2 separate regions of the Homo sapiens genome follow, and region 1 is linked to region 2. Evidence: chromatin contacts called from ENCODE Hi-C or POLR2A ChIA-PET data. All regions are on one chromosome and are shown on one strand. The core of a region is the stretch at or near the end of the contact, and the rest is flanking DNA. Distances in the headings are between cores, read along the strand shown.

Region 1 (6,693 bases), core at 3,686-6,185, 490 kb before region 2:
GAGGTGTGTTTGTGCTACTGCACTCCAGCCTGGGCAACAGAGCAAGACTCTGCCCCAAAAAGAAAAAGAAAAAAGGGTGCCAGACACTTAGTGAGCATCATATGTGTGAATTTTAAAAGGAGGAAGAGGAGGCAGCATTCTCCTTCAAACAGGGCAGGTTCTCATGGTCTGCCAGAGTACCCCCAACTCTCTACTGCCTTATTAACACCAATCACATAAGACTGGCCCATCATATTCTGAGCTGTACTTCTGTTTAATGAGAATAAGGCAAGAGAAAACACTTGGGACACTCTGAGCCCCTGATCGGCATTACTTTCTTAAGTGACTCCACTCAAGAGTACCCGTCTAGTAAGTGGTAAGTCCAGAAACAGAACCCAGGCCACCTCCTGCCTCCAAGTCCAGCTCCTATCTTACCATCAGCACAACACAAGAGGCCTTGTGCACATACATTATTGCTGCACAGGCTTGATCTGGATGGATCTCTCTTACAAACAGGCATACACAGCCCCAAGCTATGAAAGGTAGCAAAACTAATCAAGTCTTATAGATTAAATGTCTTACAAAGCATGGTGACTCCCGCATGACAATGAAAGCTGAAAGGCAGATTGTGCCAATGTTATCTCTGCCTTTGCCCAGGGGCCCTGGTCCCTGAATAGGCAGTAGGGACCACCACTGACCTCTGTCCTGCCCACCTCCTAGAACAGTGCACCCACCCTGCTCACCAAACCCCACTCTTTATTTAAAGACCCAACTTGCTGGGAGGGACAGTGCACCTGTAATCCCAGCTACTCAATTGGCTGAAGCGGAAGGATGACTTGGGCTCAGGAATTCAAGTCCAGCCTGAGCCACACAGAAAAACCCTATCTCCAAAATAATAATAATAATAATAATAATAGGCCAGGCATGGTGGCTCACACCTATATTTCCAGCACTTTAGGAGGCCAAGGCAGGTGGATCACCTGAGGTCAGGAGTTCGAGACCAGCCTGGCCAACATGATGAAACCTCATCTCTACTAAAAATACAAAAATTACCTGGGCGTGGTGGCATGCCTGTAATCCCAGCTACTCAAGAAGCTAAGACAGGAGAATCACTTGAACCCAGGAGGCGGAGGTTGCAGTGCGCCAAGATCACGCCACTGCACTCCCAGACTGGGTGACAGAGTGAGACTCCGTCTCAAAAAATAATAATAATAATAAAAGCCTAACTCAAGTCCCATGTCTTCAATTCATTCAACAAATTACTGAGCACCTAATGGGCCGCGCAGTGGTTCACCCTGTAATCCCAGCACTTTGGGAGGCTGAGACGGGCGGATCACTTGAGGTCAGGAGTTTGAGACCAGCCTGGCCAACATGGCGAAACCCTATCTCTACTAAAAATATAAAAAATAAGCCGGGCGTGGTGGCACCCGCCTGTAATCCCAGCTACTCAGGAGGCTGAGGCAGGAGGACTGCTTGAAGCTGGGAGTGGGAGGTTGCAGTGAGCCGTGATAACGCCACTCTACTCCAGCCTGGGCGACAGAGCTAGACTCTGTCTCAAAAAAAATAAATAAATAAATAAATTACTGAGCACCTACTGGGTTACCAGGCCCTGTGGCACGATGTCCTTGGAGAACCCCGTCTATTTAGGGAGACAGAGGTACAAGAGTTACTCCATCACATGCAAGGACCTAGTGGCAAGAAAGCGTGTGGCACACTGGAGAGACTGTAAGAAATTTGGGATGGGGAGTCCCCAGAGTATGTATGTCCAGAAACGCTGCACTACATGCCAACCCAAATAACTCAACAGTATCCAACAGGCATGGGGGGCCTTGATGGCTTAGAGCAGTAGATAACTTGTTTGGTCTGATCAGAGCCACGGCACATGAAGCCCTTTCTCTGAAAGCCCAGATAGCTCATTTAATTCTCACAACAACCCAAAGAGATAAGGTACTAGTCCCACTTAACAGCTGAGAAGCCTGAACTGGGAAAGATCCAGTGACTTGCCCAGGGGCACATAGCAGTTACGTGGCAGAGCCCAGACTTGGCCCAGGTCTGCCTAAGTTGCTTTTTAAGCACCACATTATAGTGCACCACATATCCATATAAAGCACGGCTTCAAGTCTAACGTTTGTTTCTTTAACCAATATTTTTTTTTTGAGACAGAGTCTCGCTCTATTGCCCAGGCTGGAGTGCAGTGGCACAATCTCGGCTCGCTACACCCTCCGCCTCCCAGGTTCAAGTGATCCTTCTGCCTCAGACCCCTGAGTAGCTGGGATTACAGGCATGAGCCACCATACCCAGCTAGTTTTTGTATTTTTAGTAGAGATGGGGTCTCGCCATACTGGCCAGGATGGTCTCGAACTCCTGACCTCCAACGACCCACCTGCCTCGGCCTCCCAAAGTGCTAGGATTACAGTCGTGAGCCACTGCGCCCAGCCTGTTTGACCAAATTAGGTTTATACTTTACTTTGAAGCTCGCGTCTTTAAATTTCTTATAGCATAAACATCCTGCCATATCATGGAACATTTTTTCAGTGCGTTGGTAATGACTGCATAGTAGTCCACAATTTCAGCAATCCTCCACCGCTCAATACTTAGGTTGTTTCCAACACATGGCTTCTTGTTTTTCTTTAACAGACCATCCCACACACGGTTCATCCCATTGTGTCCTCACAGGGGGAAACCCTGCAACCCTGATACCACTCATTGTGTGACTTATCTTATACAAGGATGAGTAAGACAATGACTTTCAACGAAATATCAGCAAGTTTTATTATAGAAGGAACTACTTTCCTTTCCCAACCCACCCCCCAGTTTTGCTAACAATAATTCATTTGTTTACTGGGTTGATTTCTCTATTAGAAGCAAATGCAATAAACCGGGGTGTGGCCAGGCATGGTGGCTCACGACTGTAATCCTAGCACTTTGGGAAGCTGAGGTGGGTGGATCACCTGAGATCAGGAGTTCTAGATCAGCCTGGCCAACATGGTGAAACCCCACCTCTATGAAAAATACAAAAATTAGCCGGGCGTGGTGGCGCATGCCTGTAATCTCAGCTACTTGGGAGACTGAGGCAGGAGAATCGCTTGAACCTGGGAGGCGGAGGTTGCAGTGAGCCAAGACCACACCATTGCACTCCAGCCTGGGCAACAAGAGCAAAACTTCAACTCAAAAAAATAAAAAATAAATAAATAGGCCAGGCATGGTGGCTCACGCCTGTAATCCCAGCACTTTGGGAGGCCGAGGCAGTTGGATCACGAGGTCAGAAGTTCAAGACCAGCCTGGCCAAGATGGTGAAACCCCGTCTCTACTAAAAATACAAAAATTAGCTGGGCGTGGTGGCACATGCCTGTAATCCCTGCTACTCGGGAGGATGAGGCAGAGAATTGCTTAAACCCAGGAGGCGGAGGTTGCAGTGAGCCAAGATCACGCCACTGCACTCCAGCCTGGGCCACAGAGCGAGACTCCGTCTCAAAAAATAAATAAATAAATAAATTGTGGTGAAAGGTGTGGAACATCTGAAGCAGGCATGGGCTCAGCCTAAGGGTCCACGCATGGGCTCAGCCTCCCCTCAAAACAGATTCCAGAGTTCAGAAGACACCTTCAACTCTTCCCCAGAAGTAACAGATTTCCCTCCAGCAGATCACCTGGCACGTGTCAGAACTCAACCCTAAAAGCCCAATTCAGCCTCCATTAAAAACAGGTCAAAAATAGATACGTTACTGAATACCCTGTGTGCTCACCACTGTATCTTTAGTGTCGGGAAGAAGGGGGCAGAAAGAACCAGGAACTGGAGCCAGGAACCTGGGCTCACAGTGATATTAGCTGTGTGGTCTTGGGCAAGTCACTTCCCCTCTCTGCGCCTTGGTTTCAACATCTCTAAAGTAAACGGTTTGCATTAGATGACCCTCAATGACCCTTCCTGCTCTGGGCCTGCCCAGTTTTATAAGTGACCAGTGACTGTACATCATGATGTCAACTCACAAGTACAGCTCCTACCAGCTTGCTGCTGCCTGGAGGGAAGACAGCAGGAACGCACAGAAGAAAAAGGCCTCAGCCGGGTGCAGTGGCTCACACCTGTAATCCCAGCATTCTGGGAGGCGGGCAGATCACTTGAGGTCTGGAGTTCAAGATCACCCTGGCCAGCATGGCAAAACCCCATCTCTGCTAAAAATAGAAAAATTAGCCAGGTGTGGTGGCACATGCTTGTAATCCCAGCTACTCAGGAGGCTGAGGCACAAGAATCGCTTGAACCTGGGAGACGGAGGTTGCACCAAGATTGTGCCACTGCACTACAGTCTGGGTGACACAGTGAGGAAAAAAAAAAGAAAAGAAAAAGGCCTGGCCCCGTGTGGTGGCTCATGCCTGTAATCCCAGCACTTTGGGAGGCCGAGGTGGGCGGATCACGACGTCAGGAGATCGAGACCAACCTGGCTAACATGGTGAAAACCCATCTCTACTAAAAAAAAAAAAAATACAAAAAATTAGCCGGGCGTGGTGGCAGGCACCTGTAGTCCCAGCTACTCGGGAGGCTGAGGCAGGAGAATGGCGTGAACCCGGGAGGCGGAGCTTGCAGTGAGCAGAGATTGCGCCACTGCACTCCAGCCTGGGAGACAAAGCGAGACTCAGTCTCAAAATAAAAAAAGAAAAAAAAAAGAAACAGGACTCATAACTAGGTCCCCTATGAAGCCACTGGTCACAGTAAAGGGGAACACATCAGACTGCTCTCTAATTTGGGAGTATGGGTAGAATTCTGATTTCATATTTGAAAAATCATCTAACCTTTATCATATATGCCTAGCTTCATATTAAGACAAAGGTATTCATTTCATTAAAAAAAAATGACTGACTCATAACAAGCCAGCAAAATAGAGTCAGAACAAGAGCAAGTCATCACGATACCAATGCCAAAGGGGAGGTTTCTGTCTTTATTTTCTAACTGGCAATGACAAGCTTTTTACAAAACCCAGGCAAGCTGCAAGTCAGTGATAAAGGGGATGGTCCGCCTTGCCACTTGAACAGAGACAGGCCCAGATAGGCAAGGACACTGGGTGACCTTTAAGACCCAGAAAGACCTCACTGGTTTTAAGGTAATGCTCAGTAGGAATGAGGGAGGGGTGTGCCAGGGGATGGAAGGGGGCTGCTGACACTGTGTGAGTCAGTACCAGACTCTTTGCAGAAACAAAGGCTCAGGTCCAAATATGTACTAGGAAAAACTGACAGTCTCTGGATTATAACCAGCTCACTGGCCTCCACGTGGGAGCTTTTGCAGGGTTCAGAGCTTCTCTGAATGGGCAGGGATGTCCATCCAGATGACCAGGCTACTTCCTCCCACACCTGCCTGCACCTGCTGCATGTCCCTCCCCGCCCCTAGATTATGAGCTCTGCAGGTTCTAGCAGATTCTGCCCTCCTTTCCCACTCCACCTCTCTCGCCTCCATCCTCTCCCTCTCTCTCTCTCTCTCCCACTCTTCCTCCCGAATCACCCTTGAGAGAGGCAGGAAGCCACAAGAGCCCCAGGTTCCAGATGAGGAAAGTGATGCTCAAAAGAGACAAGATCAGCCCAAGGTCACATAGGCTGCACCAAGAGTCCAACCCACTCTCCTAACTCGAAGTCTTGTTTCTCCCATCACAGCGGTTCTGTGGGTGCTGCTCTGAAACATCTCCTCTTATCCCACAACCACTCAGCCTTGCCCAACCAGGTCCAGCCTGCTGCCTCTCTCCAGCACCACACAGCCTCTGGGCCCCTCCCAGCCAAGACCACTGCAATCGCCTGGCCCAGCAGGGGCAGGTGGCTGCAAGCTGGCTAAGAGCCGGACAGGGCTGCTATCTGCCATTGTCTAGCCATGCAGCTTATTTAACCTCACTGAGCCTGAGTGCCCTCATCTGCAAAAAGGGGATAATAACCCTGTCTCAGAGAGTCCCTTAAAAGAAAGGAAGCACATGAAGCTTGCCCTAAACCCAGCCCAGTAAGGGCAGACACACACACAGGCTCCTCACAGCCCACCCCACCCAAAGGCTCCAAACACCACTCCCCAGTTCAAAATCCTCCCACATTGAAAACCCGTGGCCACACAAACACTGGTAGACAAACGTTCATAGCAGTGTCACTCACAATAGCCAAAAAGTAGAAATGACCCAAACGACCATCAGCTCATAAAAGGATAAACAAAACATGGTATCTCTCTGTGATGAAATATCATTCAGCCATAAAAAAAGAACAAAGCAGTGATACCTGCTCCAACATGGATGGACCTTGAAAACACTATGCTAGGCGAAATAGCCAGAATCAAAAGGACACACAGTGTATGATTCTACTCACATGAAATACATAGAACAGGTAAATTCACAGAAACAGAAAGCAAATTGGTGGTTGCCAGGAGGTGGGGGAGGGAGAAATCAGGAGTGAGCACTCGTGGGCATGGGGTTTCTTTTGTGAGTAACGAAAATATTCTGGAACTAGACAGCAGTGATGGTTGCACAATTCTGAATATACTAAAAACAACTGAACTGTATGCTTTTTTTTTTTTTAAGATAGAGTCTCACTCTGTCGTCCAGGCTGGAGTGCAGTGGCATGATCTCTGCTCACTGCAACCTCCACCTCCCAGGTTCAAGTGATTCTCCAGCCTCAGCCTCGCAAGCAGGTGGGATTAGAGGCACCCACCACCATGCCTGGCTAATTTTTGTATTTTTAGTAGAGACGGGGTTTCATCAT
Region 2 (6,277 bases), core at 2,363-4,862:
TTTGCATTTTCTGGCCTATAACCTAACTGTCTCAGGAAGTGTCTCTACAGAAGTAGTTTCTGGTTTCTCTAGTTTTATAGAATTAAGAATTTAAGAACAGAAAGAAAATAAAGTTTCCTGCTTTTCAACAGAACAGGGCAAAGCTCCTGAAACAAGACCATATGGAAGCATCCCGCATGAGTGCCCGTGTGTTTGATGGTGAGGTTGGGGCAGATGGTAAAGGCAGGGTTCTTGGCTGCTTGGTCAAGGATTTTGGAGATGATAGAAGTTAGGTGGCTAGTGCTAAGGAAAGACTGTTGTATGTTGTGTGTATTGGGCCTGTCTGCCTAAGAGGTGGAGCAGCCTCACAGAGAGGAAGGAAATTGATGTGTTTGGTAGGGTAGAGGTGGTAAGATAAGAAAAGAGGCAGGGGAGATGCAGAGTTGGAATGATAAAGCTTGCAATTGCATCTAAACCTGCCCCTGAGATAAGGGAGAGAGAGACAAGATATTACAGTGTGAGAAATAAGATTCCAGTTCCCTGGTGTCTTCTGTTCTCTAGAGCCTTCAAGTAAGATACTGCAGGGACTGTAGGGTTTTTCTGTTTAAACTTGAAGCTCTTTTGATTCCTTTTTGAGATACAAGCCAAAAGCTGTATTTATAGAACTTGTTTTGACATATTATCTCACCCTGTCCCTTGCCTTCTTTACTGGAATCCAGCTAATGTTGCACTTTGCCTTGGCAGGAAAGGTTGATTGAAGAAAATGTATAGCTATACAGCTGAGTGATTGAAATAGCTTCAGACTTTGTAAATAGGCCATACATGATGAGGTCCCAGCTGCATGAACGTTATTTGAGTTGCTGGGGTCATTTAAAATGGTGTGATGTAATTATGATATACTGCTGGATCACCTGGACAATGGCAGTTTCCACACAGAAGTTTCAGGCAAAGCAGGAAAAAAATACAAAACCAAAATGCTGTTTTGGAAAAGAGTATGAGTTGAGGTTTTTCTTTACTTTGTGCTTTATAGTTCCACGAGTTTTCCTTTTTTTAAGTGGTAGGAATGGACTTATGGGTTGCAGGGGGAAGTGGACAAGGGGATACGGTGTCTGCAGGCTAGGTTGCCATGCTCCAAAAGCTCAAGTTTTCTTTAAAAAAATTTTCAGTAGGCCGGGCACAGTGGCTCGTGCCTGTAATCCTAGCACTTCAGGTCGATCACCTAAGGTCAGGAGTTCGAGACCAGCTTGGCCAACATGGTGAAACCCCATCTCTACTAAAAATACAAAAAAGTAGCTGGGTTTGGTGGCAGGTGCCTGTAATCCCAGCTGCTCGGGAGGCTGAGGCAGTAGAATTGCTTGAACCCGGGAGGCGGAGGTTGCAGTGAGCCAATATTGCGCCATTGTACTCTAGCCTGGGCAACAAGAGCATAACTTCGTCTCAAAAAAAAAAAAATTTCTGTAGAATAGGTAACGTGTTCACATGTAAACAATTCAACCACTGTTCCACCTCTACAACTACTGTTAGCAGTTATTTCTTTATCCATCCAGAGATACTCTGTTCATATACAAGCCATGTGTAATTCCTTTCTTATTATATGAATACGTCTTGATCAGTTAGCTGCCTTATTTTCTTTAATAGCTACATAGTGTTCTGTTGTATGGTTATACTGTATTTAATAGCCTTCAATTAATGGGCATATGTTTTCAGGTTTTGCTGATGTAAACAATGTTCTTATGAATGCCCCTTTGCATACTTTGTATACATCAGATACAAGATTATTTGTAAACTATATTTCTAGAACTGGGATTGCTGAATTCAAAGGGCATGTCTTTTTTTTTTTTTTTTTTTCTCTGTTTGTTTTTTTAGACAGGCTCTCTCTCAGTTGTCCAGGCTGGAGTGCAGTGGCATGATCACAGTTCACTGCAGCCCGACCTCCTGGGCTCAAGTGATTCTCCCGCCTCAGCTTCCCAAGTAACTGGGACTACAGGCACGTGCCACCACACCCAGCTAATTTTTGAATTTTTTTGTAGAGATAAGTCTCACTATATTGCCTGGGCTGGTCTGGAACTTGTGGGCTCAAGCAGTCCTCCCAAAGTGCTGAGATTATAAGTGTGAGCCACTGTGCTCAGCTCAGTTTTCAATATTGATGAGATACTATCCCTTTTTATATTTTGCAAGTGATATTATCCATTGAAAAATACTAGTGAGCTGGGCGTGGTGGCTCATGTCTGTAATCCCAGCACTTGGGGACACTGAGGCAAGTGGATCACCTGAGGTCAGGAGTTCAAAACCAGCCTGGCCAACATGATGAAACCTTGTCTCTACTAAAAAAATATAAAAATTAGCCAGGCTTGGTGGCTTGGGCCTGTAGTCCCAGCTACTGGGGAGGCTGAGGCAGGAAAATTGCTTACAACTGGGAGGCAGAGATTGCAGTGAGCCAAGATCATGCCACTGCACTCCAGCCTAGGCGACAGAGCGAGACTCTGTCTCAAACAAAAAAAAAAAAAGAGAATATTATTAATGGAGATGGGGAGGCCTAATAATTGCAATGTCAGTCAAGCAATTACCCTAAAGAGTTGCTAGAATAAACATAGGATCTGCAATACCCGGAAGATTTAAGAAACCCTCTTGAGATGAGCTTAATTATCAGCTGTAGCAACCATTATTGCTATTATTGTTGGAGAAGAGGCAGGTTGCCTAGAGGAGGTGGAAGCAGCTGCTCGCCTTCCTTTTAAACTAAATTCGGGGGAATTTGGTGATACTAGCTAAATCTGCAAGTCATCTCTATTTTACTTTCAGTGTATTAGAGCATTACTTTCACTCACTTATTATGATCTTGACCAATTCAAAAAACATTTGTGGTCCATGGGCCATTCAGTCCTTTTCTCTCTCTCTTTTTATTTTTATTTTTTATTTTGAGACAGAGTCTTGCTCTGTCACCCAGGCTGGAGTGCAGTGACATGATTTCAGTTCACCTCCTGGGTTCAAGCAATTCTTCCTGCCGTAGCCTCCCAAGTAGCTGGGATTACAGGCGCCTGCCACCATGCCCAGCTAATTTTTGTATTTTTAGTAGAGATAGGGTTTCACCATGTTGAACCCGGGAGGCAGAGGTTGCAGGGAGCCAAGATTGCACCACTACCCTCTAGCCTGGGTGACAGAGCAAGACTCTATCTAAAAAAAAATAAATAAGTAAATAATAAAGAGAGGCAAAGTAATATTTTGAGTTTCCCAATAAAAGGCATTTTACAAGCTGCCTTATTTTACCAAATACAGCACTGTGACTCAAGAAAGTCCAAGTCCCAGTGGTTGGTTGTGGAACCCAGGTCTCTTAATCCCTTATCTTCCCTTTAGTTCCTTCATCTGAAAAATGGGAATGAAAATGCTGAAGAATCTCCTTTGAGCACTCAGAAAAATAATTATAGTCCTTTCCAAAGGTTATGTGTTATAATGACTCCGCAAGAGACATCAAGATTATAAGGTGATTTTAAAAGTCGCTCTGACAGGGCTTGAGAAAAAAATTAGTCACATTCTGCCTACATGGTACTAACATATGGTGCAGCCCTGATGAGCTGCACAAGTGGGCTGAAATCAAAATGCAGTTGGAAAGAGGAGCAGTAGTGACTCACTAGATAAGACAGATTTGGCCTCATGGCAGGGCAGTGAAACTAAGAAGGAACTGTGGTCTTAGAACATGCCAGATTTGAGCAAGTGATCATGAATATTATGGAAAGGTTGAATGACTGAGCCTTTGGGTTTGAATTAGGTACTTTGTCTGGTGTCACAGTCCTTGGAGCGAGCACCCTCCCTCGGTGGGTTCAGAGCTCCCACTCCCTCCACCTCCCTCACTTCTGTGTATTACTTCTGTGTATCATTCCCTGTGCCTTTGAAGGTAGAAGCCACCAGGCAAATACTTAACACTGGTGTGCCTGGAACATTGGGTTCAAACTGCAATGATAGGTAGAAGCGTTAGTAATTCTGCCCAGAGAAAGCTGTGCATTAGCTTAGCTACCATATGTAAATTGCTACTGCTGCATCCAGCAATTTGTTGTCCATTGTTGACAGTACTGCCATGGTAAAGAAACAGGAACTATAGAAAGAATTAGATTCCTCCTCCCACCTCCCAGCTCTCACCACAGTAGGAAGCTGTTTGGGGAGCAGAGAGGAAATACGGGGGATTTGAGAGTTACACCCAGTGTGTGGGCATTTGGGGAGGAAATAGGAAAAGAGATTTTTTAAATTATTTTATTTTTTGAAACAAGGTCTTGCTCTGTCAGCCAGACTGGAGTGCAGTGGCACGATCATGGCTCACTGCAGCCTCAAATTTCTGGACTCAAGCAATCTTCCTACCTCAGCATCCAAATTAGGGCTACAGGCGTGCACTGCCATGCCTGTCTGATTTTTTTTTTTTTTTTTTTTGTAGAGATAGGGTCTTGCTATGTTGCCGAGGCTGGTCTCAAACTCCTGGGTGCTAGAGATGTTCCTGCCTTGGCCTCCCAAAGTGCTGGGATTACAGGCATGAGCCATCATGCCTGGCCAAAAAGAGATTTTTAAAAATGTTTTTTGCATGCTCTGTTTGCCTCATCTGAGTGCCTCTAAAATAGGGTGTCTCTCAGGTGAGACGACCTCTGGTTTAGGTGCTTATATACTCATGGAAAGATCATATAACTAAATGGGAGGTGAGCTAGATTAGGGAGGTAGTTCTATTTATTGGTTGTGAATATGCAAGGATGCTATTGGCAGAGTCAAGCTTTAGGCCATTTGTGGCTCTGATCCTTTAATAATGGCTGCTTACGAGAAAATGTTTATCATTGTTAGGTGCAAAAAAGTAGGTTGTGCAGTATTATACTTAGTATAATATTGAATTTGAAAATTCTGTGTATTTGAGGCCAGACATGGTGGCTCATGCCTGTAATCCCAGTACTTTGGGAGGCCAAGGTGAGCCCATCACTTGAGGTCAGGAGTTCCAGCCTGGCCAACATGTCGAAACCCTGTCTGTACTAAAAAATACAAAAATTAGCTGGGTGTGGTGGTGCACGCCTGTAGTCCCAGCTACTTGGGAGGCTGAGGCAGGAGAATTGCTTGAACCCGGGAGGCAGAGGCTGCAGTGAGCTGAGATCATGCCACTGCACTCCAGCCTGGACAACAGAACAAGACTCCATCTGGGGGGAAAAAAAAAAGGAAAATTTTGTGTATTTGAGTGTTTGTACATTTTATTGTATGCATGGAAGAAATCCTGGTAGAAGATAAACCAAAATATGGTTGTAAGTATAATTAATTAAAGTTGGGGAAATGGAAAAATTAAAACAGGAAGGAATACTTATGAAATATTTTGTTTAAAAAAAAAAAAAGAGGGTGGCCGGGCGCAGTGGCTCACGCCTGTAATCCTAGCACTTTGGGAGGCCGAGGTGGGCGGATCACGAGGTCAGGAGATCGAGACCATCCTGGCTAACATGGTGAAACCCCATCTCTACTAAAAATACAAAAAATTAGGCGTGGTGGCGGGTGCCTGTAGTCCCAGCTACTCGGAAGGCTGAGGCAGGAGAATGGCATGCACCCGAGAGGCGGAGCTTGCAGTGAGCTGAGATCACGCCACTGCACTCCAGCCTGGGTGACAGAGCGAGACTCTGTCTCAAAAAAAAAAAAAGAGGGGGTGCTGCCCACATGTTGCTTTTACAGTACCTGCAATTTCAGGGGGGAAAACCCCCAAAAAACTAGGAAGTGCAAGTATGTCTCAATTCAGGAAAGTTCATAGAAACTTTACAAATTACACCAGATAAACTGGGGAATTAAGTTCAACAATTGAAGGTCTGATATGTGTTACTTTTATTCAGGTGTTCTGTGGATATGAATATAAATGAGAAAGTTGAAACATAGTTCACTAACAACATTTTGAAATGAGATTAAAATCACTAACAACATTTTAAATGAGGTGAATTGTATGTGATGTGGACTAAACTAGATAGCTGTTTAAAAACTTGTTTAGAGAAAATACAATTATAGTTTTAGATGACCTAGTGTTAGTCTAGATTAATCTAGTCCCATCCTCTAGGGATTGGAAGTCCAAGAGGGGACCATTCTAAGAATGGTTGTGAACCCCTTATAGAATCTGATGAAAGCTGTGGATTTTGTTTTCAGGAAATCTCACTTGTCCATTTTCACACGGTTTAGCATAAAGTTTAGTCTGTTTAGCCTAAAGCATTGTTGGGCTTACAGGCCTCCAGCTCCTGAGAGGTCTGCTTCCCGCTTGATCCTTTTATCTGTTTACTTGGCTCTCTGGAGCATGAGAGTAGGTGAACAT

What was found. Hi-C counts contacts between places; a loop is a spot of excess contacts on that map. ChIA-PET counts read pairs that join two places held with the same protein, here RNA polymerase II (POLR2A). Pooled maps may share reads with other maps.
Region 1: a loop to region 2 is called in a pooled map, with 6 times the contacts of the local background. The contact joins two enhancer-like sites. A Hi-C loop is called at or near these places in 3 of 37 single-sample maps with no recorded cell type and 9 of 50 pooled maps. POLR2A ChIA-PET finds 5 or more read pairs at or near these places in 2 of 52 experiments (activated CD4-positive, alpha-beta T cell and activated T-cell).

The regions. Positions count from the first base shown.
Region 1 is chr11:48,005,038-48,011,730 of GRCh38, reverse strand. The region is part of intron 1 of PTPRJ (protein tyrosine phosphatase receptor type J); the gene reads right to left. Among named protein-coding and RNA genes, the nearest start is that of PTPRJ, 28 kb to the right of the region's middle. RefSeq lists a cis regulatory region at 4,955-4,972 and an enhancer at 4,891-5,035. Within about 2 kb of position 4,935, at least 15 of the 41 ENCODE cell types and tissues checked have a DNase peak (open chromatin) inside an H3K27ac peak, as active enhancers do.
Region 2 is chr11:47,512,811-47,519,087 of GRCh38, reverse strand. All of the region lies in intron 1 of CELF1 (CUGBP Elav-like family member 1), which reads left to right. Among named protein-coding and RNA genes, the nearest start is that of CELF1, 37 kb to the left of the region's middle. RefSeq lists a silencer at 5,389-5,528. Within about 2 kb of position 3,612, at least 6 of the 41 ENCODE cell types and tissues checked have a DNase peak (open chromatin) inside an H3K27ac peak, as active enhancers do.